Regions from separate parts of the Homo sapiens genome. Here region 2 is linked to region 1. The links are chromatin contacts, found by POLR2A ChIA-PET in ENCODE. All regions are on one chromosome and are shown on one strand. Each heading gives the region's core, a stretch centred on a gene start or an enhancer-like site at or near the end of the contact. The rest is flanking DNA. Distances are from core to core; before and after follow the strand shown. Region 1 overlaps FAM107B (family with sequence similarity 107 member B). Region 2 overlaps PIP4K2A (phosphatidylinositol-5-phosphate 4-kinase type 2 alpha).

Region 1 (2,700 bases), core at 75-2,574:
AAGTTGGGGTTATCCTTTTGATTTAGTTCTAGGAAGTCAGTGTGAATCGGCCTTAGGTTCCCTGCCTCCAGCCCCTATTCTCCTGCCTCACAGGGTCCGTATCTTGGAGCTGTTTATAATTGTAGGGAGAGCACTGCACGTGTGTTCCTGGTTTTCTTTTGGTGTGGTTTCTCCATCCCTTTTGGGAGGAGTTGATGCACTTCCTTGAATTTCTGCACCAACTATTTTATTTGGATCACAGCATCTTACAGGCTGTTGTCATGTTTTGAGACTTTTTTGTTTATGGTGAAAATGGAGCGAAAGACTCTGAGTGCCGAGGGCCATGGGGTGCGAAAGCATAATTCTCATCGGCAGCTGGACCTCGGAGGTCCTTTTCCACCTTGGGGTTTTCCCCTGGTCACTTGGTTATACACTGCGTTTTTCCATATCTGGTTGGCAACTCTGAGGACAGGGACCCTTGGCATCCTCATCTTTGTGTCTCTTTAGGGTCCTATAGGGCTTAAGTGCTTCTTCCTGAGTCATTGCTGCTACTCAGCTGAGACACCAACGAGCTACCCAGATCAGACCCAGAGTGTTGCTGCTTATTTAGGTGGCAGCCTCAGGGCTGGGCATCAGGAGGGCCTGTCTTGCTTGGTCCCTCCATCAGTCTTTCTTTCGGACCCAGTATGTCTCAGCATCTGGATCTGCCGGAGTAGCTAGGAACTCCTACTGAAAGGCAGTGTTTATTTCTGTGTTGGTGTCATTTTAGTCCCACACTTCCTGAACTCAAAACCCTCTTTCCTAAGACTTGCCATGAAACACTCCTATGAACAACGGTGACCACGAGTCCCTTTCGGGGAGAGTGTCGTTTTGTACTTTGTATTGTGTCCCAGGCCCTGGATCCTGAGGGGTGGCCTTGGGTCTAGGAGAGCGCTCAACAGGGTTCGCCTATAGAAGATTCTTCCGGTGAATGGACGAACTTGTGGCCTTGTCCAGTGGTTTCTTTTCCTTTTTCCCTGTAGTTTCCTTCCACTGTCAACTTTTCCCCCTCCTTCATAGCAGCAGGTGTTGGCAAGGACGTGCCCAGATTAGTTAGGCCCAGCCTCTTCTTCTTCCTCCGTCCCCACCCACCTTACCTTTAGGACTGGGGTGGGGTGATGTGTCTGGCCACAACTTCCGCGACCACTTTTTAAAAAAATTAAAAATGGAGAGCCACGCCACATGCTTGTGACTTCCACAGGTGAAAGAATACTCAGCTCTAGAAGGGCGGAGGTGAGTGGGTGGTGACTTCCCGCTAAGGTGAGCTTGGGTCCTGTTTTCAGAGTTCTGTGGTCTGTGCTGCGGTCCTGCGCTTCATGTCATCTGTCACTAAGGTGCAGCAGCAGCTACTTTCCCTGCAGTATCTTCATCTCCGACTCTGCCCCGCGAGGGCCCTGACTCTCAAATAAGACACAGGCTGTCCTGTTAGCCAAGCAGAAGGGATATGTCCTCTTCTCTCTCCCTGGGTAACTTCTGCCAGATGAAGAATTTTCCTCCTTCTGGTTTCTTTAGTTGGAGAAATAGTAATAGTATGATTTATCAGGCTCTGGAATGAGACTGCCGGGCCCACCTTCCAGGTCTGCCGTTTACCAGCTTTGGCTTTCTTTCTTTCTTTTCTTTTTTTTTTTTTTTTTTGAGACAGAGTCTCACTGTTTTGCCCAGGCTGGAGTGCAGTGGCGCGATCTCCGCTTACTGCAGCCTCCACCCCGCTGGGTTCAAGCAATTCTCCTGCCTTAGCCTCCCAAGTAGCTGGGATTATAGGGGCACGCCACTCTGCCCGGCTAATTTTTGTATTTTTAGTAGAGATGGGGTTTTGCCATGTTGGCCAGGCCGATCTCGAACTCCTGACCTCAGGTGGTTCACGTGCCTTGGCCTCCCAAAGTGCTGGGATTATAGGCGTAAGCCACCATGCCCGGCGAGTTTCGTCTTTCTTATCAATAAAATAATAGTGCCTCCTTCATAGAGTTATACAGTAATAAAGTTGGTGTAAGAGTAGTGTGCCTCCATGGAATAAGTACTCAGTACAACGTTAAAACATGTGGGTAGGCTGGGTGTGGTGGCTCACGCCTGTAATCCCAGCTCTTTGGGAGGCCGAGGGGGGCAGATCACAAGGTCAGGAGATCGAGACCATCCTGGTTAACATGGTGAAACCCTGTCTCTACTAAAAATACAAAAAATTAGCCGGGTGTGGTGGCAGGCGCCTGTTAGTCCCAGCTACTCGGGAGGCTGAGGCAGGAGAATTGCTTGAATCCAGGAGGCGGAGGTTGCCGTGAGCAGAGATTGTGCCACTGCACTCCAGCCTGGGCAACAGAGTGAGACTCTGTCTCAAAAAAAAAAAAAAAAAAAGAAAAGAAAAAACAAAAACAAACATGGGTATGTGGTTGCAATAACTTACACTTCGATGCTCTGGTACTGTTTTTAGAAAGACCATTATTTATCTCCCAGAGGTGTGGTCACAGTTTATTATCTAATCAGGATTAGAGTGAATTGTTTGAAAACTTAGTGTATATTTACGGGGATAGCAAAGAAGGATATTTGAAACTGAAGTATCCTAGCAACCTTGGATCCCTTTGGTAACCCATGGCAAACAGGCTGCTGCTGCTATTCTCTATGGTTGAAGACAGGGTTTTATTCTTATGTGCCATAACTGGGAGTGTCAACTTTTGTCACAAAGAATGTGTC
Region 2 (2,826 bases), core at 298-2,797, 8.0 Mb before region 1:
CTCCTGTGAACAGGAAAGTCGCTTCCCTCCTCAGAGCCTCTCCTTCCTGCATGCCTGAATCCCATCCCCTCCCACTTTCTCGAGAAGTGCTACGGAATGTCCCTTCTCTGTCAGGTCCTCCCTCTGTCCCTCATCCCTCTTCATCTCGCTCCTGTCCTTCCCTGCCAGGCTCCTTAGAAATCAGCCCTGTGCAGTGCCAGCATTTCCTTAACTCAACTTAGTCTGGGTTCCATTGCTACACTCCACCGAAACAACTCTGCCAAGGTTGCCAAGGACCTCCTGTGCCGTTCAATCTGGCTGACATTTCCCAGTCCCTGCCTTCTCAAAAGCATCATGATCATCCCATAGCATGTTTGAACCCCCTTTTCCCTTCACTCCCATTGGGTGGCCCTGTGCTTTTTCACTTCCTGCCTCGATGGCAGTTTTCCCCTTTCTCATCCTCTTCTCCAGGCTTGGAAACATTCCCGTTCTTGAAGACTGCTTCTCCGCCTTCCTCCCCATCACACCGGCCCCTCTCCAGGTTACCTCATCCACTCCTCTGGGGAGCTAATGTCTGATGCACAGATACACACATTTTTATCTCTTGCCCCTGCTGCCCCTGGGAACTTCAGACCCACCTGTCCACGGCCTACCTGACATTGACACTTAGATGTCCCAAGAGCGCATGAAGTTTAACAAGCTCAAAACTGAACTCTTCTCTTAAGATGCATTGTGCCAGTCGTTGGACCCACCAGCTTCCCCCGCATGCATGCAGCATTCCCTCCATCTTTCCCTACATTTCTAGTCTGTCATCATCAAGCCCCATAGATTTCAGCACTTCAGCATGCCGGAGTCTCTCTGCTTCTTTCGTTTCTGCTGCCGCCTCCGCCCTCTGCTGAGCTGCTCTCCTCTGTCTGGTGCAATTCTACAGCAGCCGCTTCCCGGTGCTCCTGGGCCTGTTGTTCATCCCTTTCATGCCACGCACCTTGTCTATTTCTGCACTGTTTTCCCATTAACAGTGTCCCCTCCTCTCTAGGACTCGCCTTCTTCCTGGAAGCCCTGTCCACCTGCCCTCTCCTTTCTCCACGAGCCATTGCTGCCCAGGGAAGCCTCACATGCCTCCCCCATCTGGCCTGGGCCTTTTCCATACTTGCTCGTAGCCCATTGTGCTTCTCCCTCCTGACTCTGTCATTGTTAGAGTTCAACACTTGGGGCAGTTCTTCAGTTAATGTGTCTGCCCCTCTGGACCATAAGCCCCAAGAGGACAAAGACTGGTGTCCGAGCTGTGCCCAGCACAGAGTGGACTCTTAAAGGTTGTGCTGACGCGAGGATGGGTGGGGAAGGAAAATCAATAAGGAAAATTCTCAGTTTACTCATTCCATGTTGGCTGAAGTTTTCATATTTTCTCCACAAAACATGTTCCAGAGCAGGTACCATAAAGCAAAAGGATGCAGAAAGTTTCTGGTTTCCTGTTTCCTGTCTGAGAAGACTCTCTTAAGTGATACTGATTTAAGCAGCCTGAGGAGGCATCAAAGCTTTGGAGGATCTGCTGAACACATCACGCGCATTTAAATAATCAGTGTCTGATCCCACCTCCACGTTGGGTTTCGCTTTCTCTTGTTCCACAAGATATCGAAGTGCTGATTGAGTTGGCATCCAGCTTCATTCGCATTGTGTTTATTATCACAAGACTTGGATTTCCATTATGATTTTCTTTTTCTGTTATTTTTCAAACTTTGATATTCCACTGATAGCATAAGGATACATAAACTTTAATTTTTCATAGATATACTCTGGGAATGACTTAGTATCATAAGATGCTTGAGTAAAGTGAACTGGAGAAGCTATATGACGTTAGATTCCTGTTTTTGTTCAGTGGGTTTGAGAAGCTAGCTGTCAGCTGTCACTATCATTCCTCTGTTGTGTTTGCCTTTTCTCTCTGGCCACCATTCCTTTCTTCTCTTTGCATTTGGCCTTCTTTAGTTTAACTACAGCGTATCTAGGTATGCTTTGAGTATTCTTACTTATATATTGCTTTGAGTATTCTGCTTTTTTTTGTTTTTTTTTTGTTGTTGTTGTTTGTTTTTTGTTTAACAGACATGGATCCACTCTGTCACCCAGGCTGGAGTGCAGTGGTACAATCACAGCTCACTGCAGCCTTGAAATCCTGGATACAAGTGATCTTCCTTCATCAGCCTCCTAAGTAGCTGGGACTACAGGTGCACACCACCACGCCCAGCTAACTTTTGTTATTTTTTTATTTGTTAGAGACGAATTCTGTTGCCTAGGCTGGTCTCAAAGTCCTGGGCTCAAGCAGTCCTCCTGCCTCAGCCTCCCAAATTGCTGGGATTACATATATGAGCTGCTGTGCCCAACTGTATCTACAGATTTATAACGTGCATTAATTGTGGAAAATTCTGAATCATTATTTTTTCAAATATAATCATCTTTTGTTCATCTTCTATTTCTGTATAATTTCTCACAGCTTAAAAAATTCTATATCTGATCATCTTAGTAACTAAAGTCTTGAAAATATTAATTAGTCGTTGCTGTCTCTGTGAGCTCATGTTTGATTGATCTTCATCTGTGGGAAGCCTGGAGGCCTGGCAGGGGTTGCTCTCCTCCGGAGATCATTTACATTTACTTCCACCAGGTGTTGGGGCCACTTTCAAAGGCTTCCTTCAAGGATCTCAGGTTAACGTTGAAGCCTTTGTTGAGCTCCCAGCTTTCGTTTGGCCCAAGTAAGTGTTGAAACTGGCATTTGTCCTCGGAGTCCCTCCTTTCAGGCTTGCTTAATGGTCCCCACACTCCCTGTGGATTAAACTCACTTTGGGGGAAGAAAGGTGT

Evidence for each region. ChIA-PET counts read pairs that join two places held with the same protein, here RNA polymerase II (POLR2A).
Region 2: POLR2A ChIA-PET joins it to region 1 with 15 read pairs in activated CD4-positive, alpha-beta T cell. The contact joins two enhancer-like sites. POLR2A ChIA-PET finds 5 or more read pairs at or near these places in 2 of 52 experiments (CD4-positive, alpha-beta memory T cell and activated CD4-positive, alpha-beta T cell).

Annotation. Positions count from the first base shown.
Region 1 is chr10:14,582,040-14,584,739 of GRCh38, reverse strand. The region is part of intron 2 of FAM107B (family with sequence similarity 107 member B); the gene reads left to right. Among named protein-coding and RNA genes, the nearest start is that of MIR1265, 150 kb to the right of the region's middle. RefSeq lists an enhancer at 1,440-1,499. Within about 2 kb of position 1,324, at least 6 of the 41 ENCODE cell types and tissues checked have a DNase peak (open chromatin) inside an H3K27ac peak, as active enhancers do.
Region 2 is chr10:22,610,637-22,613,462 of GRCh38, reverse strand. All of the region lies in intron 1 of PIP4K2A (phosphatidylinositol-5-phosphate 4-kinase type 2 alpha), which reads left to right. Among named protein-coding and RNA genes, the nearest start is that of PIP4K2A, 100 kb to the left of the region's middle. RefSeq lists an enhancer at 2,384-2,826. Within about 2 kb of position 1,547, at least 8 of the 41 ENCODE cell types and tissues checked have a DNase peak (open chromatin) inside an H3K27ac peak, as active enhancers do.